Regions from separate parts of the Homo sapiens genome. Here regions 1 and 2 are each linked to region 3. The links are chromatin loops, found by intact Hi-C in ENCODE. Cell type or tissue: PC-9. All regions are shown on one strand. Each heading gives the region's core, and the rest is flanking DNA. Links, peaks and the distances in the headings are about the cores only.

What was found. A loop is a pair of places that touch in the nucleus more often than their neighbours do. Peaks named below come from ENCODE experiments on the same cell type or tissue, not always from the same donor. Only the 100,000 strongest peaks of a DNase experiment are listed, where the experiment ranks them.
Region 1: it touches region 3 in a loop (6-fold over the local background); 2 of 110 quality-filtered maps call a loop at or near these places.
Region 2: a loop joins it to region 3, with 7 times the contacts of the local background. A loop is called at or near these places in 2 of 110 quality-filtered maps.

What each region holds. Positions count from the first base shown.
Region 1 is chr10:14,779,014-14,787,282 of GRCh38, forward strand. No RefSeq gene overlaps it. Among named protein-coding and RNA genes, the nearest start is that of FAM107B, 8.3 kb to the left of the region's middle. In PC-9, for the core only: no CTCF peak of the experiment used is centred there; DNase peaks (open chromatin) are centred at 3,788 and 4,828; H3K27ac peaks cover 2,670 bases.
Region 2 is chr10:14,819,432-14,827,700 of GRCh38, forward strand. It overlaps CDNF (cerebral dopamine neurotrophic factor), which reads right to left. Exons shown (of 4, transcript NM_001029954.3): 3 at 6,048-6,189; 4 at 1-727. The coding sequence ends at 549. Among named protein-coding and RNA genes, the nearest start is that of CDNF, 14 kb to the right of the region's middle. In PC-9, for the core only: CTCF peaks have their summits at 3,894 and 4,097; no DNase peak of the experiment used is centred there.
Region 3 is chr10:14,709,119-14,717,387 of GRCh38, forward strand. The region is part of intron 1 of FAM107B (family with sequence similarity 107 member B); the gene reads right to left. Among named protein-coding and RNA genes, the nearest start is that of FAM107B, 62 kb to the right of the region's middle. In PC-9, for the core only: no CTCF peak of the experiment used is centred there; a DNase peak (open chromatin) is centred at 4,143; H3K27ac peaks cover 1,885 bases.

The sequences.
Region 1 (8,269 bases), core at 1,675-6,674, 69 kb after region 3:
CTTTATTAACTTGTTCCCTTAACTGTAAATATCCTGTTGACTAAGAATGCCTCACCTCCTGGGAATCCAGCCCAGCAGGTGTCAGCCTCATTTTACCCAGTCGCTTTCGAACCAAAGTGACTCCATCTTGAATAGGGGCTGAGTAAAATGAGGCTGAGACCTGCTGGGCTGCATTCCCACTGCATCTTGAACAGTACTGCCTATGACAGAACTGCAATATAAATGACAACACCCAAGGTAAACAAAAGAAAAGATCCTAGCCAGGAAGAAAGAGGGAATGGCAGTTGGACAGGCAACAGGGTCTGTCACTCAGAGGATGGTGCAGGTGTACCGTAAGTCACAATGCAGATTGATTCTGAGCAAAGATCCTGGGGGAGTGTAAGAGGGAAAGAATCTTAGCAGCTTGATACCAGCAACATTCTTGTTGAGTGTCACATGACACGGATCCTAGAGAATTTTAAAACATTAACTCACTCTGCCCTAAAAAACTGTTTACATAGTCGTAATCATATAAATGCCGTCCAATTTTCTCAACTTTCAGAAGGAATATACAGGCCAACAGTTGCATATGATGGCTCTCAAAAACAATTTGGCCTCCAGACAGATTTTGTTTGGCTCATGACATTTTTTAAAAATGACTGCACAGCTCTTAGGCCACAGGAACCATTCTTCTCTGTATCTCTCATTAGGTCAGTTCCCAAATTTCTGCAAACAGGACCCCGACGACATTTGAGTTTAATGCCTCAGGTGGGTAATTTCTTATTGTAGGGTACCCAGCATTCTCTCCCTTTTCTTTTGGTAACAGCATCCTGATTTCCTCTTTGGAAACCCCTTCAGTGCTTTAGGTGAGGCTTTAGGCCTGGTTCCAGGGGAGGAACCTGAGATCAGGGTCAGGTAATCAGCCTGCCCTTATTCCCTGTTCAGGGACTGGAGTGAGAACACATGGTTCCAATCAGAATAAATCCCCAAACGGGCTGGACACAGTGGCTTACGCCTGTAATCCCAGCAGTTTGGGAGGCCAAAGCTGGCAGATCACGAGGTCAGGAGTTTGAGACCAGTCTGACCAACATGGTGAAACCCCATCTCTACTAAAAATACAAAAATTAGCTGGGCATGGTGGCGCATGCCTGTAATCCCAGCTACTCAAGAGGCTGAGGTGGGAGAATCATTTGAACCCTGGAGGCAGAGGTTGCAGTGAGCCAAGACCCGCCATTGCACTCCAGCCTGGATGACAGAGTGAGACTCCGTTAAAAAAAAAAATCCCCAAACAGGACTACTTGGAAGAAACTTTCTCTTCTTCCCATTGGATTTACTGGACTTAAACCTGAGAAAGGGAAGGGAAAAGCAGCTGCCAATATCTTGACTCCTTGGGGGACACTCACCCAGGCTGCAGCCAACACAAAGAAGAATGTAAGAGCTGGAGAAAGAGAACCTGGGTCCTGATAACATTTTTGAATGAATCTTTACCTGAGGCTGAAGCTATCCCTACATATTGCTGCTTGTGTTGTAAAGCAAATAAATTTATTTTCCTGCTTCACCGGCTTCAAGTTGAGTTTTCTGTCACTTTCTACTAAATGAGTCCTAATCAATATATCACTCAGGTGTACCAGCAAATCATGGAAACCTTCACCATGGTTGCAGAAGAGAATGAAAATTTTATCAACTTGACAGTGGCAAAATAAAGGGAAAGCTGAAAGATTTTGAACGATAGGAAGGTTGTTATGGAGGGGGTGATATGAGCAAAGGGAAGGTTGAGTTTGCTAATATTCTTATATTTCAAAGTCAAACGATGCTTCCTATGGTTGATACAAAAAGCAATCAAGTTTTAAGTGTGGTGTTTGATGTTGCAGAAGTGACAAGGGGAAAACTGGAAATAAAGATGGAACAGTGTTGGGAGGAGATGGGGTGTAGTAAGTAGCTAAACGCTCATCTATCTTATTAGAAAATCAATAGATAATGTCTAAAGTTGACAGATAAATAGAGGCATAAGCATATTAGTTAGTGGGAGAGATATCCATCTATCATAGAAAAATGTCAATAAATAATATTTTAAGTCAATGAATTAAGAAACAGAAATATAAACATATGATTTATATTACGGTGCTATCTATCAAAAAAAAAACTAAAGACAAACAGTTATAAGCAGTTGCCTTTAAGGAAGAAGAATGGAAATGAGGCAGAAGATGATTCCTTCTATTATAAACTCTTACGTATGTTTTATATTTAAATCATATAGAAGTATTACTTAATAGAATTTTTTTAATTTAAAAGGAATAAAGTCAACTTACATGGGGCAATATGAAAAATTGCCAGGAAATACTTTGAATGACAAAAGCAAATTGAAAAGTTAAGCACATGTGGATATCTAAAAATATACCCATATAAATATATACATGTATGTGCTTACTTTTATGTAGAAAAGCTTCAGAGGAATGTCCAAGAAGTCTTCTGCCTCCGGAGAGGGGACACTAAAGGTCTGATTTGGGAGGAAGATGCTTTTCATGGTATACCCTGTTGTACTGTTTGAATTTTGTTAACCATGTGCAAATACTAACTTTTCTATTAGAAAAAAATAGCATGGAAACATCCCAAGGTGACAAGGCACCAACATGCTCAGTTCTAGGTGAGGTCTCAGATGAAAATCAAGCATGTGGCACCAATGATCTCTCCAAAGGGGAGACCAGCAGAGCGGATCTCAGCCATTCAGTGCCTCCATCAGGATGCCTTAAGAAGATTTGTCATTTTCCATAGAGAGCGCATAGAGAAAGCACTATCACTGGGGCCCATGTCTTCAAACATCATTGATTGAGAACTCACTGCAGAGCAGGTTCTGAGTCAGGTGCTACTTGGAGTGAAATAAGCCAGGATCCTGCTCTCTTGGAGCCCAAAGGGCAGTAGAGCACATGAGTGAGTGTGGTGAGTGCAGTGAGGAAACCCGCTGGCTCCTGGAAATAAGATAATGACCCAAGTCAGGAAGCCCGGCTGATCTTGCATCCCCTTGTTTCCTGAGTCTCACTTTCTCTGTGGGGATCCCGCTAATCGCTTCTGCCACAGTGGCCTCGGGAGGCACTGCCCTCTGCCTTAAAAATCCAGCCCAAGAAAAGGGACACAACTGCCCCTTCTGCACAATTCAGCGGATAATCATCTTTGGTGCATGACCAGACTTTGCTGATTACAAAAGGCAATTATGCCTCTCTAAAAAAAAGTTTTCTTTTTGACTGTTTGCTGGGTAACATCATTGTCGGTGCCCCAAAGCCCCCAGGTTATTTGTCGCAGGGTCTTCCGGGGCTTCCGGTCTGCCGAGTTCCTGTTCAGCATCTGGGTAGCATGGACTGTCTTACCCCTGTCAAGCCCATCTAGATAGGCCGGGCGCGGTGGCTCACGCCTGTAATCCCAGCACTTTGGGAGGCCGAGGCGGGCGGATCACAAGGTCAGGAGATAGAGACCATCCTGGCTAACACAGTGAAAACCCGTCTCTACCAAAAATACAAAAAAAAAAAAAAAAAAAAAAAAATTAGCCGGGCATGGTGGCATATGCCTGTAGTCCCAGCTACTCGGGAGGCTGAGGCAGGAGAATCACTTGAACCTGGGAGGCGGAGCTTGCAGTGAGCCGAGATCGTGCTATTGGACTCCAGCCTGGGCGACAGAGTGAGACTCCGTCTCAAAAAAAAAAAAAAAAAAAGGCTCATCTAGATTCCTTAGAATCTAGGCTTAAGCGATAAGGCCCTGGGTTCCCTCGCTCTCCTAAGAGCCACCTTGCTAGTCATTTCCTGCCCCAAGATGATTAATGCTGAGAACATCCTCTGCCCTAAGGGAAGACCGACCTTTGCTCCCAGGCCTTAGCCTTGGTACCAGCAGGACAGCACGCACAACGGAGTTCAGGAGTCCCACATCAGTCCCTGAAAGTAACAGGAAGCATCATTTCTTTCTCAGTGTGGAGGAAGGAAGGTCACCTAACCAAGACAGGAGGGGCAGAGGAAGGGGCAGGAAACAGATCTGGGGTATAAGACCCAGAAACACAGCAGTGGTTGTAGATAAGGCCAGGATCAGTGCCATTGTCTGATTTCACATCCTCTCCCTTCCCCTATATTTACACTCATGCACTGCGTAACAATGTTTCAGTGAACAAGGGCCCGCATACATGGCAGTGGTCCCATAAGATAATAATACTGTATTTTAGGTTTCGATACACAAATACTTACTTGTGTTAAAACTGCCTGTAGTATTCAGTATAGTCACATGCTGTCCAGGTTTGTAGCCTAGGAGCAATGGGCTATACCCTATACCCCAGGTGTGCTGTGGACTCTACCATCCATGCGATATTTGTACAGTGAAATTGCCTAATTTTACGTCTTTCAGAATGTATCCCTGTCGTTAACCAGCACATGACTATATTTTTAAATCAAAGTGAACTTAAAATGGGGATTCACTTCCATTTTTTTGGTAAGGATTTTTTTTTTTTTTTTTTTTGAGATGGAGTCTGGCTCTGTCACCCAGGCTGGAGTGCAGTGGCACAATCTCGGCTCACTGCAACCTCTGCCTCCTGGGTTCAAGCGATCCCCTGCCTCAGCCTCCCATGTAGGTGGAATTACAGGCACCCGCCACCATGCCTGGCTAATTTTTGCATTTTTAGTAGAGACAGGGTTTTGCCATGTTGACCAGGCTGGTCTCGAACTCCTGACCTCAGGTGATCTACCCACCTCAGCCTCCCAAAGTGCTGGGATTACAGGCATGAGCCACCACACCCAGCCTTTGGTAAGAATTTCTCCAACATTTCTGAGGTCAGTGAAAATGCCCTAATTGTGTTGCAAAACTAGATTTGACTGTCATCGGGTTTGCCTGGAAGCAAGACTGCCCTGCCTTCACAATCTGGAATTCTCTTTACTCCTCTTTTTAATCCTCACACTGAATTCCCAGCTGATTACAAAATTATCTTCCTTCAGGAAAAAGAAATCAAAAGCTTTTCTGCTTTCTACCCAAAAGTACCGCTGAAATGTAAAGGGCTGGTGAATCAGGTAGCCTAAGAAAAATACACCTTTCCTGTCTGATGCTCAGCAATGCCCCAAGCTTCAGGACTCTACTGACATCATTATCACTTCTTTTTTTTTTTTTTTTTTTTTTTTTTTGAGGCAGAATCTTGCTTTTTTGCCCAGGCTGGAGTACAGTAGCACACTTTTGGCTCACTGCAACCTCCGCCTTCCAGGCTCAAGCAATTCTCCTGCCTCAGCCTCCTGAGTAGCTGGGATTACAGGTGCCCACCATCACGCCCAGCTAATTTTTGTATTTTTATTAGAGATGGGGTTTCACCATGTTGGCCAAGCTGGTTTTGAACTCCTGTCCTCAAATGATCTGCCTGCCTCAGCCTCCCAAAGTGCTGGGATTACAGGTGTGAGCCACCATGCCCGGCCATAGACATCATTATCACTTCTACTAATACTTCAGAGGAAATACTGATCAGGTTCCTATTTAGCTTCCTTCAATGGACCCTTGTCCTTTGGGTGGATTCAGAGACCCCCAGATATGCCCACTCCCCATCTCCTGTCACTATTCTTCTTGGCCCACAGCCTGCATTCGGGGGGGTGTTCAGCCTCCTGGGGTGGCCGGAAGAACAGGCAGCCAAAGTCGAGGCCATCCCTGGAGAGTTAATAAAGCCAGATAGAATTCTATCCTTGGGAAGGTGGCTAGGCCATGTCATTGCACAATCAGTACGATGTCTTATCTGCAAATAGTGTCCAGCTGTCTACAAATTTTTGCCCCAGTTGTTTCAGAGTGAAAAAGCATCTGCCTTAAGCCACATGCCCTGTATCCTTTCCCAATAGCTGCCCCTTGGCAATGTGTTGTCCCATATTCACATCCCACCTGCCCTAGGACTTCCAGCCCATTGCATTCTTCATCCTCCCAGGGCCAAGTGTGCTAACCATCCTTGCCTTCCTGTGTGACACACTATGGGCAAGTGGTGACGAAGGAATGAAGAGAGCAGGTCCTATAGCAAGTTGCCCACAAATGAAAAATCTTCATACTGTATTAATCTTTAAAAGTAGATTATAAAGCATTATATATGATCTCATTTGTTAAAGAAAGAGCCATTAAATTTTAAAGAAAAAGTGAATATGATTCCTGATACAGGTCAAAGCACTAATCCAAGTTCTAAATGACTCACGAGTAGTAAGATAACTCCACTAAAATAACAGTGAAATCATTTAAAGGGTTTAAAATGATAATGACAATGAGGGCAGAAGAAGAGACAATAGAGGACAATAGACATAAATGGAAACTGGAAAGGGAGCAATAACAGACTTAGCTGAATGCAACCTGTGCATCTGCAAAGAATACAAGATGAGAAGCACATTGCTGAACCCCACACACTCTCCCACTCTTAATGTTTCCCAGAGCCTTAGAAATCGGAAGCACCAGGTGATCTGGAGGTCTGGGGGTGTGGGGGATCATTTGAAAATTTACCAAAATAACAGTTAGACACTGCTCTGGTTGGAATGTTTATGTATCTTGTTAGGTGCATATATGTTCATGATGATTATGTCTTCTTGCCCTTTCTAGTCTTTTTGACAGCATATAAGAGGAGTCTTATATACTGTTCCTTATTCTGTTGAGTATTAAAATTGCTTCCCAAGTTTAAAGCATGATGTCTTTGGTTACTTGCACTAGACACATTTGAGATGGTATGTACTTCTTTTTCGTTTTGTTTTGTTGTTGAAATAGGGTCTCACTTGGCCACCCAGGCTGGAGTGCAGTGGCATAATGACAGCTCACTGCAGCCTTGGCCTCTCAGGCTCAGGTGGTCCTCCCACAGCCTCCCAAGTAGCTGGGACTATAGGCAGGTGCCACCGTGCCTGGCTATTTTTTGTATATTTTTTTTTGTAGAGATGGGGTTTCACCATGTTGCCCAGGCTGGTCTTGAACTCCTGGGCTCAAGTTATCTGCCTGCCTTGGCCTCTCAAAGACTGGGATTACAGGCATGGGTAAATACCATGGTTTCCAAATACCATTCTTCAGTAAAAGAAAACAGAGCACTTTGGAGAAGTAGTTGAGGCAAAGAAAACACAAGATGAGCCTGGAGGCATACTGTGGTGCCAGAAAGTAAGGAAGTGCTGAGAAAAAAAGAACAGGAATAGAACCATGTCAAAATCCAACCCGAAAGAATTCCCAGCGACCAAAGCTGGAACAAATTAAACAACAAAACAAATTTTTTAAAGTATAATAATATAGAATTGGCCAGGTACAGAGGCTCACGCCTATAATTCCAGCGCTTTGGGAGGCCAAGGTGGGTGGATCACTTGAGGCCAGGAGTTTGAGACCAGCCTGGCCAACACGGTGAAACCCCATCTCTACTAAAAATACAAAAATTACCCAGGCATGGTGGTGGGTGCCTGCAGTCCCAGCTACTTGGGAGGCTGAGACAGGAGGATCACTTGAGCCCAGGAGGCGGAGGTTGCAGTGGGCCAAGATCACGCCATGGCACTTCAGCCTGGGTGACAGAGTGAGATCTTGTCTCAAAAAAATAATAATAATAACATAGAATTATAATCCAAAGAATGAAATCAATATTCACAAGACCATATTGATTTAAATAAATACATGGGGAAAAAGAGGCAGCCCTTTATTACAGAAGAATATAAATAAGTAAAGATAGAAATAAGGAAACTAGAAAATCACCATTAAAATACCACATGGACTAAGGATAATTACTATGGAACAAAGAATTATAATTCCCCAAAGGAAAGGATTGTCCACTATAACATTTATGCTTTCCCAAGGCAATATATTTTTGTTATTGTGTCAGTCGGGGTCTAAGTGTCAATGGGGGTCTCAGCAGGCAACAGATGTTACCTTCACAGTATTATATTAAAGGGAGCTTAATAAGGGACTATGTACAGAGAGGTGGGCAGGATTAAGGGAACCCATAAGGGAAGGTAAAACATCCAGACCCGTGGGTCTGAAAGGTCAAGGTGAGGGAACCTGGAACCCAGAAAGAGCTGGAGCTCTAGAAGCTGGAGCTCATTGGCATCTAACAGAAGCAGATGAGGTGCATTGAAGAGAAATGAACCCACTGCCAAAATTTCAGCAATACAAGCAGGGAATGGGAAAAATGAGTACCCCACATCTCTCCCCCCGCCCCCTGATCTGTTGATACCTCTCGTTGCTCAAACCCAAGACAAAGAGACAGAGGAACCCACTGATACAGTCCACAGAGGTCAGCCTCTGGGATACAGAGCAGGGCGAGAAGCGTAGAGAATGATTTCAGAGGGACAAA
Region 2 (8,269 bases), core at 1,811-6,810, 110 kb after region 3:
TAGGTTTAAGTGGGTTTTCTTCCAATGGGAAAAACGAGTACTCCTGCCTGACCATTTCTGATACCAAAGAGAGCTACAATATAGAGTGAAAACAGAAAATTCACTTGAAAAAAACTTTTGATTCTGTATTTGGGATTGAAGTTGTGCATTAGATAAGCTGACTGTTGTGTCTTTTGTTTTAGTCCAATATATTTTAAAATTGCATCCAGAGAGGAGTCTCTGAATGCCTTCTTCTTTCTTGGAATCAATTTACTCCATCAATTTGTCAGTAGGTCACTTTTAGGAGACAGGCAATGAAAACTGGCATAGTCATTCCAAGAAACTTATGAGAAAGGAACTTTTAGCTTTTGGTACACTGCAAATGTAAGTTATCAGTAGTATTAGTTTCACTCATAAACCCACGTAACAAAATTCTGAGGAATAATACCAACACAAAAAGCATGAGACCAAATATGATGCATTCCCAGTTATCCTTAATCAACATGTCCATATCCTAGAGAGTCACTTTTCTCTCTAATTACAAGTCACAAATGTGCTGGCATTGGAGATCAGAGCTCTGTTTTGGGGTGTGTCGCTGCATACTTGGGGGCCAGCTCTTGAATGAGATTCACATAGTCAGTTTTTTCTGCACAGGCCCTGCACTCCTCCCCCCAGCTATGCAGGATCTGCTTCAGCTCTGCCACTCTCATCTTCCGCAGGTCAACTGATGCCAAGTCCAGTGTTTTTTCTAAATGGCAAAAAGGAAAAAAGCCAATTACAAAATAAATGGAAAAAAAATCCCTATGAATCACTTCAAAAGGCATATAGTTTGCTTATCTTGGTGCTGACTACCCTATGATCCAAGGCAGGGAAGAATTCCAGTTTCCATGGAAACCAAGACACACCCAAGGAAAATGTGGTACAGCAGCCCTCTCTATCAGTGGGTTCTGCATCTGCAGATTCAACCAACAGCAGATCAAAAATATTCTAAACAAATTAAAGATAACACTACAACAATTAAAAAATACAAACAGGGCTGGGCACGGTGGCTCATGCCTGTAATCTCAGCACTTTGGGAGGCTGAGGCGGGAGGATTGCCTGAGGTCAGGAATTCGAGACCAGCCTGGCCAACATGGTGAAACCACACCTCTACTAAAAAAAGAAACAAAAAATTAGCCGGGCATGGCGGTGGCATGCCTGTAATCCCAGCTACTTGGGAGGCTGCGGCGGGAGAATTTCTGGAACTTGGGAGATGGAGGTTGCAGTGAGCCGAGATCACGCCATGCACTCCAGCCTGGGAAACAGATTGAGACTCTGTCTCAAAAAAAAAATACAAACAATACAGTATAACAACTATTTACAATGATATGGTTTGGATTTGTGTCTCCACTCAAATCTCACGAGGAATTGTAATCCCCGCTGTTGGAGGAGGGGCCTGTTGGAAGGTGATTGGATCATGGGGGTGGACTTCACCCTAGCTTTTCTCATGATAGTGAGTGAGTTCATGAGGGATCTGGTTGTTTCAAAGTGTAGCACCTCCCCCTTTGCGCTCTTCCTCTTGCTGCAGTCACGTAAGACATGCCTCTTCCTCTTTGCCTTCTGCCATGATTCTAAGTTTCCTGAGGCCTCCCCAGCCATGCTTCCTGTACAGCCTGTGGAGCTGTGAGCCAATTAAACCTCTTTTCTTTATAAATTACCCAGTCTTAGATAGTTCTTTTTCTTTTTTTTTTTTGAGACGGAGTCTCGCTTAGCCACCCAGGCTGGAGTGCAGTGGCATGATCTCTGCTCACTGCAACCACCATCTCCCTGGTTCAAGCGATTCTCCTGTCTCAGCCTCCCAAGTAGCTGGGATTACAGGCACCCACCATCATGCCCGGCTAATTTTTGTATTTTAGTAGAGACAGGGTTTCGCCATGTTGGCAAAGCTGATCTTGAACTTCTCACCTCAGCTGATCCGCCTGCCACGGCCTCCCAAAGTGCTGGAATTACAGGCGTGAGCCACCGCGCCTGGCCAATAGTTCTTTACAGCAATGCGGGAACAGACTAATACAAATAGCATTTTCATTGTATTAAGTATTATAAGTAATCTAGAGATGATTTAGAGTATACAGGAGGGAAGATGCACATGGGTTATATGCAAACACTTAAGCATCAGGATTTTAGTGTCTGAGTATGGTCCCAGAACCCCTCCTGCACAGGTACTGAAGGACAACAGTGTATACAAAGTTATTGGGATAATTTGTGTTTTTAATTTGACTTTCTTTCCAAGAGATTATACTTGCTTCAAAACTAAGGGCCTATGTAGTGCCACAATGTTTACTACCATTTGGAGCATTCTCAAGATCAGTATTCCTAAAACAAATAGCACTGTATCCAAATTGCTGCTGTTAAGGTAACAAGAAGGAAACTCATATATAAAAGGCAATCGGTTCCTTTGGGATGGCCTTGGTTTGCGGCCAACTTGAAACCCATAGATTGTAATTAACCAGCAAAAAGTTATGGTTCACTTTTTCTAGGAAGATGTATCTTCGGCAAAGCAAATGAGCACATACACATGACAAAGCACTATTGGGTTTTAAATAAAAATGTAAAGAAATGCAAACACGTGAATAAAATTAGGAATATTCTCGCTGAACCTTAATTGTTTGGGATCTCTGTTTTGAAACTCACCTGATGCCCAGCCCCTACTGGGATTAGGTTGCTAAATTATCACAGCAGGTACAGCCCTTTGTGTTATTCCCACTTCTCCAATGCTAGGGCTTTGGTGCCAGCCAACCTGGCTTCTAAAATTCTTGCCAATGATACTTGTCACCAACATCTAACCTCCTCTAGCAAGACTACTATTTCGCTGTTTATAGATTATGTGCAGAAAATATCAAGAACTCAGCTACTTCTCAATTGCTGAAAAGATTGAAAAAAAGCCCAAAATACAAAAAATAATAAGCTCATCTGTAATATACCAATAATTATAATTTTCCTATCAGAAAGAGGTACTTTTCCTCTTTCAAAAGAAAGTCTAGAGGGGCATGGGGGCACACACCTGTAATCCCAGCATCTCAGGAGGCTGAGGCAGGAGAATCTCTTGAACCCAGGAGGCTGAGGTTGCAGTAAGCAGAGATCATGCCACTGCACTCCAGCATGGGCAACAGAGTGAGACTGTCAAAAAAAAAAAAAGTGTCTTTTGCCCCTCCCCGCTTGTCCGGTGTTCACTTTGATAATGAATACAACATTTAAGTTTATTTATTAAACAACTAGTGGCAGCCTAGAATTTTTACAGCTTGACTTCTCTTGAAAGTTCTTTCTCTTTTTTACCTCTGAGTAGTAGAACACAACATTTAAAAACATTAAAAACCTAATATTTGTCAAATTATTTGTCAAAACCTTCCGGTAACTCTGTTCTAATTTAAAAGCTGGATGTTAAAAGACTTTTGTATTTAGAGGGTCAGCTATACACTGTGCTCCAGAAAACCCTTAAATTTTTATAGTGATTCCCTATCCTTTTTAAACACAAAGCAAGCAAATGAAAACATTCTTTCAGGTCAAAAACCAAATGGCACCTTCCTAATTGAAAACATACTCCAACTCCACACTTATCTTGCTTGTTAATTTCATGGCTGATCTGACAGAATACTTTTTAAAGTAGAAACTTGCATAGCCCAAATTATTAATCTCCCACAGCACAAAGGTCCCTGTTTAATCTTATCTTTCCTGCTAACAATAGCTGGGGAGGATAATTAAGAACTATTAGTCTATTCAAGATAAGAGGCTGAAGGAGAAAAATACATTTTTTTGTAAATGTCAGTAGTTTCTTTGAGTTTTTCTAGAGAACTTGGTATCTGGCATTAATTTTAAAAAGAGGAAAACCTCTGTGATGCCCCAAAACTCCAAAGTAAAGGTCCACACAAAGATTAAAACTAGTTCATAGCTCCCCAAGGGCCTCTAGTGGCCAGCATCGCCAAAACATTAGGTAGTCATTTCGTCTCAATAATATCTGATTTTTCTATTGTTTAAGGAGCCCTGTAAGATCCCTAGGATATAGGAGAAGGTATTCACAACAAATTTGTTGAATTTAAAAAATCAAAAGAGGTTTGTGATATTGGCTTTTATTTATTTTTATTTTATCTATTTATTTTTCAGATGGGGTTTCACTCTGCCACTCAGGCTGGAGTACAGTGAAAAAAATCACAGCTCACCAGAGCCTTGACCTCCCAGGCTCAGGTGATCCTCCCACCTCAGTCTCCTGAGTAGTTAGGACTATAGGCGCTCAACACCACACCTGGCTAATTTTTGTATTTTTGTAGAGACAGGGTTTCACCATGTTGCCCAGGTTGGTCTTGAACTCCTGGGCTCAAATGATCCTCCTTTCTTGGCCTCCCAAAGTGCTGAGGTTACAAGTGTGAGCTGCCGCGCCCGGCCAAGTTTGTGAATATTGTTTATATGGACTCAGTGATTTCTGCCCCTATTTCATGGCTTGGAAGCCAATAAAAAAGGGATGCCTACTCTAATAACTACCCTGGAAGTTAGGGCTTGTGCTTTGCAAGTTAAGAAATAGGTTGTCTGTGGTAACTTTCAACCTTAAACCTACTTAAAGCTAGCTATGTGGCTATGGTGCATAGGACTATTACACGGCTGTGTTGGAAAATAAGACTAAAATAACTTAGAGGTGGATGCTAATTACTTAGGTAGTTGACAGTACTACACTGGGTATGTAATGCATGCAAAACAATGACTTAAGCAAAAGGAATGAGTGGGATTTCAGGTGTCAAGGATAGGCTGAGGAAGGAATTCCACATCCTTTTATGATACCCACTCAATCTACCCAAATGTCTAGCCCAGATACAAATCATGATAAAAGATCTATCCATGTGAAATGTATGGGGCCAAGGATAACATTTTAAAATAGGACATCTCCTGGCCGGGCATGGTGGCTTACGCCTGTCATCCTAGCACTTTGAGAGGACAAGGCAGGTGGATCACCTGAGGTCAGGAGTTCAAGACCAGCCTGGCCAACATGGTGAAACCTCGTCTCTAATAAAAATACAAAAATTAGCCAGGCGTGGTGGTGCATGCCTGTAATCCCAGCTACTCGGGAGGCTCCGGCAGGAGAATCGCTTGAACCCACGAGGCAGAGATTGCAGTGAGCCAAGATCGCACCACTGCACTCCAGCCTGGGTGATAGAGCGAGACTTCCCCTCAAAAAAAAAAAAAAAAAAAAAAGGACATCTCCTTCCTTTTCTTGCTGTTTGTTTTGGGCACCCTCTGATAAGCTATTTTACCAGGAAAAACCTGACTTGATGTGAATAACCAATTTCCCAAAATTTAAAGCTGGCAGAATGGTAGCTCTGCCTAGGAAGGAAGTCATAGTCATCTTTACATCTTCAAAGTCCTTGTATCATCTTTGAATAGGTACTAGTTTTGTTTTAATAGATTACCAAGATCCAAATCACCAGGAGTAGCTGCTCTCTCTATATGTTGAGATTTTCCTTGACATACGTATCTGGCTTTGCCTTGGTGTGTTAGGAGTCTAAACTCTGTGATTTCAGTGGCAATTTTTTTTTTTTAAGACAGAGTCTTGCTCTATCACCCAGGCTGGAGTGCAGTGGCGGGATCTGGGCTCATTGCAACCTCTGCCTCCCGGGTTCAAGCGATTCTCCTGCCTCAGCCTCCCGAGTAGGTGGGACTATAGCTGCCCGCCACCACACCCGGCTAATTTTTTTGTATTTTTTTAGTAGAGACAGGGTTTACCATATTGGCCAGGCTGGTACTTGAACTCCTGACCTTGCGATCCGCCCGTCTCGGCCTCCCAAAGTGCTGGGATGAAAGGCCTGAGCCACCGCGCCAGGCCTCATTGGCAATTTTAACCTAATGCTGATTATGCCTGTACTATTTATTTGTCTTCCCTCAACGAAACTCAAATGCCCATAGGTACCATTCATCAGCCAAGCAACTTATTGATGAGTGGTGAATTTCTTTCCTTTTAACACTGAATTTTTAGAAGACATGGCCCCAACTTTAGAGGTTTGGGAATCCATTGGACCTACTGGGAAAAACACGGGGCTGTGTTATACCATATTTCAGCTCACAGATCTGGCTATCCAACTTCTTCAGCTTCTCACAAATCTTCATTGCAGGCATATGCACACTCATTGGGCGAGTGACTTCACTTAGGATCTTTGTGGCTGCGTCTTTTGTGGCTCCTAGATAATAGCACTGAAGGAAAATGAAGAGAATTGAGTGTTCCAGACAATGAAGACATTCAGTATCATTCCAGTAATGAAGGAATACAGTATCAAGAAGAAAGAGGTAGGCTGGACATGGTGGCTCACGCCTGTAATCCCAGCACTTTGGGAGGTTGAGGAGGGCAGATCATTTGAGGTCAGGAGTTCTAGACCAGCCTGGTCAACATGGTGAAACCCCATCTCTACTAAAACTACAAAAATTAGCCAGGTGTGCTTGCTTGAACCAAGGAGGTGGAGGTTGCAGTGAGCCAAGATCATGCCAGGGCACTCCAGCCTGGGTGACAGAGTGAGACTCCATCTCAAAAAAAAAGAAGAAGAAGAAAAGAAGAAGAAGGAGAAGAAGAAGCAGCAGAAGAAGCAGAAGCAGAAGAAGAAGAAGGAGAAGAAGAAGAAGAAGAAGAAGAAGAAGAAGAAGAAGAAGAAGAAGAAGAAGAAGAAGAAGAAGAAGCAGCAGCAGCAGCAGCAGCAGCAGCAGAAGCAGGAGAAGGAGAAGGAGAAGGAGAAGAAGAAGAAGAAGCAGAAGCAGCAGCAGAAGCAGAAGCAGCAGAAGAAGAAGAAGAAGAAGAAGAAGCAGAAGCAGAAGCAGCAGCAGAAGAAGCATAAGAAGCAGTAGAAGAAGCAGCAGAAGAAGCAGTAGAAGCAGCAGAAGCAGCAGCAGAAGAAGCAGCAGAAGTGGAGGAATCAGAAGCAGCAGAAGCAGAAGCAGCAGAAGCAGAAGAAGAGCAGCAGCAGAAGAAGAAGCAGAAGAAGCAGCAGCAGCAGCAGAAGCAGCAGAAGCAGCAGAAGAAAGAAGCAGAAGAAGCAGAAGAAGAAAGAAGCAGAAGAAGAAGAAAAAGAAGAAGAAGAAGAAGAAAAAGAAGCAGCAGAAGCAGCAGAAGCAGAAGAAGAAGAAAGAAGAAGAGAGGTTAACCTGCTGACTAAGCCACCAGGAAACAAGTGACTCCATTCTCGTGATCATCCTAATTAGATGTGCCCTACAATTCACATGGTGTTAAAAGACTAATGAGAAGAGCTGACACTAAGTGTTTTCTCTGTGCCAGGTGCTGCTCTCAGTGCTTTAAAGGTATTAACTTATTTATGTCTCACAACAATCCTGTGAAATAAGTACTATTAGTATCTGTATTTTATACCCAAGCCAACTGAAGGTCCCCAGATCTAGCAATAGAAGAGACAGAATTATAAAACCCAGCACTTTGGCTCTAGAGCCCATGTCTTTTCCCATCAGGCAATTCTGACATTCAAGCTCCCTGACTTCAAAATTTTACATTTAAAAATATAAACGTTGGCTGGGCACAGTGGCTCACACCTGTAATCCCAGCACTTTGGGAGGCCAAGGCGGGTGAATCACTTGAGCTCAGGAGTTCGAGATCAGCCTGGGCTACAAGGCCAAACCCCGTCTCTACAAAAAAAAAAAAAAAAAAAAAAAAATCCAAAAATTATCTGGGCATGGTGGCATGTGCCTTAGTCCCAGATACTTGGGAAGCTGAGGTGGAAGGATCACTTGAACCTGGGAGGTTGAGGTTCCAGTGAGGAAAGATCACTGGGACGCCAGCCTGGGTGACAGAGGGAGACCCTGTCTCAAAAAAATATAGATAGATAGACCTTAATGATACGGATAAATGGCATGAGCTTTACAACATGGCCATGGTGAACAGCCAACATGCAGATGTAACTGACAATCTGACAATTTTAGGGAAAAAGGAATTGGCCCCAAATTGTCTTAAGTGATATAAAACAGTATATTGAAACAAGCCATATGTGTATGCCCAGGAAACACCATATTAATGTGATTAGAAGAAAATATAAATACTTTATTAATTATGTATAAATAATAATGTAAAATATTTTGATAAGTTTGATTAATTGTCTTGGTAAGAAATGGAAAGCCCACCCACTCTTAGGATGCTAAATTCTTATTGGGAATTCAGTTTCATAATTTCATTTAAGAAAACGTAGAATTGGGCTGGGCATGGTAGCTCATTCTTGTAATCCCAGCACTTTGGGAGGCTGAGGTGGGTGGATCACCTGAGGTCAGGAGTTCAAGACCACCC
Region 3 (8,269 bases), core at 2,252-7,251:
TTTGGAAGACAGTTTGGTAGTTTCTCACAAAGCTAAACATACTCTTACCATATGATTCGCAATTGCACTCATAGGTATTTACCCAAATGACTGGAAACGTATGTCCACACAAAGAAAACTGCACAGGTATGTTTATGGAAGTTTTATTCACAATGGCTTGTATTAGTCCATTTTCAGGCTGCCAATAAAGACATACTCGAGACTGGGCAATTTACAAAAGAAAGACGTTTAATGAACTTACAGTTCCACGTGGCTGGGCAAGCCTCACAATCATGGCAGAAAGGAAGGAGGAGTAAGTCATATCTTACATGGATGGCAGCAGGCAAAGAGAGAGAGCTTATGTAGGGAAACTCCAGTTTTTATAACCATCAGATCTTGTGAGACTTATTCACTATCACAAGAACAGCATGGGAAAGACCTGCCCCCATGATTCAATTACCTCCCACGTGGTTCTTCCCACAACATGTGGCAATTGTGAGAGTTACAATTCAAGATGAGATTTGGGTGGGGACACAGCCAAATCATATCATCACTAAAATTTAGAAGCAACCAAGATATCCTTCAATAGGTGAATGGCAAAACAAACTGTGGTACATCCAGACAATGGGATATTATTCAGTGATAAAAAGAAGTGCACAATCAACCCGTGAAAAGACATGGAGAAACATTAAATGCATATTGCTAAGTGAAATAAGCCAATCTGAAAAGACTATATACTATATGATTCCAAATATACGACATTCTGAAAAGCGCAAAACTATGGAGACAGTAAAAAGATAGCAGTTGCCTGGGATATAGGGGGGAGGAGAGAGAAAAGAATAAAACAGAGCACAGGAGATTTTCAGGACAGTGAAAGTATTCTGTATGATACTATAATGGTAGATACATATAGTTAGACATTTGTCCAAACCCACTGAATGTACAGTACCAAGAGTGACCCCAATGTAAACAATAAACCTTAGTTTCTAATAATGTATCTGTACTGACTCAGTAATTACTTCAAATGTATCACACTAATATCAGACGTTAATAACAGGGGAAACTAGGAGAACAGGTAGGTAGGAACTCTCTACTTTCTGCTAGATTTTCTTGTAAACCTAAAACTACTAAAAAATAATAAAGTCTATTCATTAAAAAATGTAACATAGTCAGACTCCATCTCTACAAAAAATGAAAAGAAAAACAGCCAAGCTGAGGCAGGAGGATTGCTTGAGCCCAGGAGGTTGAGGCTACTGTGAGCTACGATTGCACCACTATACTCCAGCATGGGATAAAAAACATATATACATATTTTTTTGCCTGTCTCTAAAAATACACACACACACACACACACACACACACACACACACACACACACACAAAATGTTTAAAAATACCAATGCTTAGGCCCTACCCCAGAGATTCTGATTTACAGTTATTTATTGCATAATGACATTTTGGTCAATAATGGATGCCATTCACAACAGTGGTCCCATAAGAGTATAATCAAACTGAAAAATTCCTATTGCCTGGTGACATCCTGATGATCCTAACCCTGTGTTGGCCTGGGCTCATAATGTGTGTGCTTGTTTCTTCACTCTTAACAAAAAAAGTTCAAAAAGTAAAAAATAAATTTTTTTAAAAAGAAACAAGATTATAGAGTATGGATATAAAGAAAGAAAAAATATTTTTATAGAGCTGAACAATGTGTTTGTATTTTAAGCTAAGTGTTGTTATAAAACAGTAAAGAAGTTGAAAAAGTAAAAGGTTTATAAGGTAAAAATTTATGGTAAGCTAAGATTAATTTATTATTAAAGAAATAATTTTTTTTTTGAGATGGAGTATTGCTCTGTCACCCAGACTAGAGTGCAGTGGCGAGATCTCAGCTCACTGCAACCTCTGCCTCAAAGGTTCAAGTGATTCTCCTGCCTCAGCCTCCCAAGTAGCTGGGACTACAGGCCTACCACCACGTCTGGTTACCTTTTGTATTTTTTTAGTAGAGATGGGGTTTCACCATATCAGCCAGGCTGGCCTCAAACTCCTGACCTTGTGATCCACCCACCTTGGCCTCCCAAAGTGCTGGGATTACAGGCGTGAGCCACTGTGCCCGGCCATAAAATTTTTTTAATAAACAGTGTAGTCTAAGTGTACAGCATTTATAAAGGCTACAGTAGTATGCAGTAATGTCCTAGGCCTTTAGATTCACTCACCACTCACTGATTGACTCACCCAGGGCAACTTCCAGTCCTGCAAGCTCCATTCATGGTGAGTGCCTGGACAGGTGTATCATTTTTTATTTCATACTGTATTTTTACTGTACCTTTTCTTACGTTTAGATACACAAATACTTACCATCGTGTTACAATTGCCTACAGTATCCAGTACAGTCACATGCTACACAGGTAGCCTAGGAGCAGTAGGCTATACCGCCTAGCCTAGCTGTGTAGTAGCCTAGACCATCTAGGTGTGTGTAAGCACAGTCCTATGATGTTCACGTAATGATGAAATTGCCTAATGAGGCATTTCCAAAAATGTATCCCTGCTTTTTTTAGTTTTTATCTTTTGAGACAGAGTCTCGTTCTGTCGCGCAGGCTGGGGTGCAGTGGTGTGATCTCAGCTCACTGCAACCTCCGCCTCCCAGGTTCAAGTGATTCTCCTGCCTCAGCCTCATGAGTAGCTGGTATCACAGGCACCTGCCACTACACCCAGCTAATGTTTGTATTTTTAGTAGAGACAGGGTTTCACCATGTTGGCCAGGCTGGTCTCAAACTCCTGACCTCAAGTAATCCGCCCACCTTGGCCTCCCAAAGTGCTGGGATTACAGGTGTGCGCCACCGCGCCCGGCCTCAAGATGTATCCCTGTTGTTAAGTGACGCAAGACTTTAATGAGTGTGCAGTGCTACATGTGGGTTTCCCTGTAGTAGTCTAAGGCTTAAACCTACAGGTTCTTGCCAAAGAGCAAGAAATCTCCCAAGGTTACAAAGTGAAGAAGACAGGACTTTCAACCCTAAGCAGTCAGCATCAGTTAAAAATACACAGATTTATTGATAGTTTTCGAAGGTACAGAACTTAGGATATTCAATTTTCCATGATGTGATTATTACCCATTGCGTGCCTGTACTAAAATATCTTATGTATCTCATAAATATATACATCTACTTTATACTCACAAAAATTAAAAAATTAAAAAAAAATGTTTAAAAAGAAGTTGGGGCCGGGTGCGTGGCTCAAGCCTGTAATCCCAACACTTTGGGAGGCTGAGGCGGGTGGATCATTTGAGGTTGGCAGTTCAAGACCAGCCTGGCCAACATGGTGAAACCCTGTCTCTACTAAAAATACAAAAAAAATTAGCCAGCTGTGGTGATGGGCGCTTGTAACCCCCGCTACTAGGGAGGCTGAGGCAGGAGAATCGTTTGAACCCGGGAGGCAGAGGTTGCAGTGAGCCCAGATCGCGTCACTGCACTCCAGCCTGGGGGATAGAATGTGATTCCAGTCCCCTGCCCTGACTCCCACCAAAAAACAAAAAAAAAAGAAGAAGAAGTTGGGATAAATGAATAGAAGCCAAGAGCTTTGATGCAGTAATTCTAAGCCTTAATGAGTTACAAACCATTGCTGGGAAGAGGTTTTAAAAAACAACATAACATGGTCAGAGGTTCAGATGAGAAGTGTTGTTGTTTTTCATTTCTTTGTTTCTTAAATTTCCTTTTCTTGGAACTACCCAGGAAGGGCCTTGTTTTAGAACACGAGTCCAAAATTCATATTTGCCTTGGGCTCTAGTTTCTAGCAATTTCCTTGATGGTGACTGAGACTAAAAGTGTGCCCACTTTTCACTTTAGGGCTTTTTGGTTCCTTCCTGGACCCTCTTCCTACACTGCAAGCTTCTGCTGCAGCCCAGTCCTTGGTTACTGAGCCTTCAGGGTGACCCTGCTCCTCCCCTCCCCTTTCCCAGGACTGAACTCGCTGATACGATTTGCTGTACTGTACAGGTTTAGAATCACACTCAAATCCTCCCTCTCTCTGGCTAATCAGATTAAGTAAACCACATTGCTGTAATGGAGGATAATGGGTTATTATGTTACCTCCCTCAACAATGGACAATATGCATCAAAAGCCTCCATACTGTTCGTCACCCTTGACCCAGCAATTCCATAAATGCCAGTAAAGCTTTATCGAGAACGTTCATATCACAGCATGGATAATGTTACATAGAAAACATTCTGAAAATATTTGACAAGTGACTACACCTCAGACACAAAGTTCCCTGTAACCATTCACCATTATAGCCCAAGATTCAAGGAGAGGGAATGTCATCAAGACATGGAGCAATCTGTGACCCAGGGACAGTCTTTGAGCAGGAAGAACTGGCACGAATCTCTTGCCATTTCTGGAAGAGGGGGAAACAGCGGAAAACTGAGCTGAGGGAGAAATAGACACTGGAGTTCTCTTTTCCCTATTGTGCACCAAAATTCTGGAACAGACAGTGTTAAGTGAATTGAGAGGAAGGAAAACATCAGGGTTCATGGTTTCCTAGCTTGTCAGCTCCTGCAAACATCCAGGAGAAGAAAATCATAATTTGATGTCATTTGAAACAAAGCCACATGTCAACCTTGAAAAAAACAGACATATGTACATGTATGTTCATTGCAGCGCTATTCACAATAGCAAAGACATGAAATAAGCCTAAATGCCCATCAAGAGTAGGCTGGATTAGGAAAATGTGGTACATATACACCATGGATATTATGCAGCCATAATAAAGAATAAGATCATGTTCTTTGCAGCAACATGGATGGAGTTGGAGGTCATTATTCCAGGTGAATTAACACAGAAATAGAAAACCAAATACTGCATGTTCTTACTTACAAGTCAGAGCTAAACACTGAGTACATATGGACACAGAGAAGGGAAAAAGAGATACCAGGGCCTACTTGAGAGTGGAGGGTGGGAGGAAGGTGAGGATAAAAAAAACTGCCTATCGGGTACTAGACTTATTCCCTAGATGACATAATAATCTGTATACCAAAGCCCTGTGACACACAATTCACCTATATAACAAACCTGTGTATTTACCCCTGAGCCTAAAATAAAAGTTAAAAACAACAACAACAAAATCTAGGAGAAGGTTCTTATACAGCCTCATCCAACCTAGGGTTGGAGTAGCATTGCTGGTAGGAGGGGGCTGGGTGGAGGCCCCCAAGGCCATGTCCCTGGACCCCTACAGCCTCTGTTAGCTCAGGGACTTTACAAGTCCCCCTGTGCCTCTGCATGGGCACAGAGGTTTGGTGGACTGGCAGAGGCCTTGGCTCAGGACGCAGGGATGATGGTGCACCGGAACTTGAAAATAAGATGCAAATGGCTGGAACCAGGAGAGCCGGCAGCAGGAGTCACTGACAGGCTCAAAAGGCCCTAAGATGCTGCCACACCTCAGTAGACAGCAGGCCCAGGACAAATCCAGACCTGCACCCTTCATTAGCAGGCAACGAGGGTACAGATGGCAGCACACCTACCCGAAGACTTTAATCAACACCACCGCTCCCTTATACATCCAGACTCAATCTTAGGGAGGAGCTGAGGGAGGGAGAGGAAACCTGAAAAACTGAGCACTCTTCCAAAGAAACTGCCCTAAAAGGGATGACTTCACTTGGAAAAAACTGAAAGAATATTTATTTTCTTCTCAAAATAGCGACAGAGGCCAGAGAAGACAGATTAGATCAATGATGGAAGACAAATTATATTTTTTGGTTCATCTGAGTAGTGTGGCATTAAATTTTTATACCCACTACATTTACATATATATAGCCAGGTTTATCCTCAAGGCAGGAGACTAGAGGACTCTTCTTCACAGACCAGCAAGAGACCACCAAATATTAATATTTGGATGTTGACATAAGAAGCAGGTGGTCCGCCCATGGTCCTGTAGTGAAGTCACTAATGGGCAAAGTCCAGGCCACACAAAGTCTCCAACCCCCTTTCTTCCAAATATAAATGGACAAGTAGTGATCAGCCGATACTCAAAGATAGCTTCCAACACAAGACAGAAAAGGAAACAAGTAACTCAAAAAATCAGAGAATACAAAGAGTGGGGGAAATATCAAAAACTCATTGGCATCTTCTGAGAGGAAGGAGAAGATTCCTCAAACAAGGACAGATGATGTGAAAAAAAGAAATCAGAGCTCAAGAAAGAAACTTTCTTTGGAAATTAAAAATACGATCACTGAAATTAAGAGGCTGAAGATATAGAATCAAAGGAATCTTACAGGATAGAAAACAAAAATACACAGAAAGATTAGTAAGATAGAAAAATATAAGAAAATTAGATCAACTTAAGAGTTTGTATTAGTTATCTATCATTATATAATAGATCACCCCAAAACGCAGTGGCTGTGATGGTTAATTTCTTGTGTCAAGTTGACTAGGCTAAGAGATGCCCAGATAGTTGGTGAAACATGATTTCTGGCCATGTCTGTGAAGAGATTAGCATGTTAATTAGGAGACTAACTAAAGAAGACCTGTCCTCCCCAGCATAGGTGGGCACCATTCAATCTATTGAGGGCGTGAATAGAACAGAAAGGTGGAGGAAGGGGGAATTGACTCGCTCTTCTTGAGCTAGGACATCCATCTTCTCCTGCCCTTGGACATCAGCACTCCTTGTTCCCCAGCCTTTGTACTCCAGGATTGACACAAGTGCCTCCCAACCTCCTGGTGGTTCTCAAGCCCTTGGCCTTGGAATGGGGGTCACACCATTGGCTTCCATGATTCTCAGGCCTTTGTACTCTGACCAAATTACACCATCTTCCCTGGTTCTCCAGCCTGCAGGTACAGATTGTGGTATTTCTTGGCCTCCACAATCACGTGAGCCAATTTCCATAATAAATCCCTCCTTATAAATCTACATTTATATAGACATAGGAGTCTCCAGAGAAATAGATATATAGAATATATACTTCTACAGATATTCCTGATGAGACTGGCATCCAGGGTATATAGAAGCCCTATTGGTTTTCCATCCACCCTTCCATAGAAGAAGAGAATCTCATTTATAATCTACCTGGCTTTTGTGAAATATATCTACTTATCTGGAGAGTCCTAATATATTGGCTTAAAACAACCATAAACCTTCATTAGGTCACTCAGCCCTTAGTTGGGTGGTTCTAGCTTCGGGCCTATCCTGAGGTTGTGGCCAAGATGTTGGCCAGGACCATGGTCATCTGAAGGCTCCACTGGGTTGCGGGATCCATTTCTAAGATGACTCCCTCACAGGGCAGCTGCTCACCGGCTGTTGGCAGGAGGCCCAGTGCCTTGCCATGTGGGCCTCTCCACAGGGCTGCTTGAGTGTCCTCATGACATGGCAGCTGGCTTCCCCCAGAGCAAGTAACCCAAGAGAGGGTGCAAGGAGAAGGTCATCATGCTTTTCAGAAGTAACACACTGATACTTCCATCACAGGCTACTTGTGAGAAGTGAGTTCCTATATCTGCCTCATAGACAGTGAGCTGGACAAAAGTAACAGTAAGGAAATGGCCACCATGGTGCCAAGGAGTGATAGGGTAGGCTGGGGAGAGTACTTGATATGATGTCAAGCGATCACAGGTTTGAATCTTGGCTCCTCCTCAAGCACATCATTTAATCTCTCGGTTTCCACATCTGTAAAATGTGGATGATATTGCCACTGTGCAGAGACTTGTTGAGAGTCAACTATTTTAAATGACTTGCGCCAGGCACAGTGGCTTATGCCTGTAATCCCAGAACTTTGGGAGGACGAGACAGGTTGATCACCTGAGGTCAGGAGTTTGAGACCAACCTGGCCAACATGGTGAAACCCCGTCTCTACTAAAAATACAAAAATAATCTGCATGTGGTGGCGAGCACCTGTAATCCCAGCTACTCGGGAGGCTGAGGCAAGAGAATCCCTGGAATCCGTGAGGCAGAGGTTGCAGGGAGCCGAGATAGCGCCACTGCACTCCAGCCTGGGGGACAGTGAGACTCTGTCTCAAAAATAAAAATTAAAAATTAAAAATTAAAGTGACTTGTACATGGCAACCACCCGACAAAGCAGAGTTATTCTTATTAATATTGAGATGCCTTTGGGTAAGGTAGTGAGCACGTGGTTTGTTCTGAAGTCCTGGCTTAGGCCCAAACAAAAGCTCAGAAAGCCCAGCCAAAGCCCCTCTGTATCAGTCAGGGCTCTCTAGAGGGACAGAACCAATCAGATCGGTGTGTGTGTAAAAGGGAGTGTACTAGGGAGAACTGGCTCACAGGATTGCAAGGTGAGGTCTCCCAGTAGGCATCAGC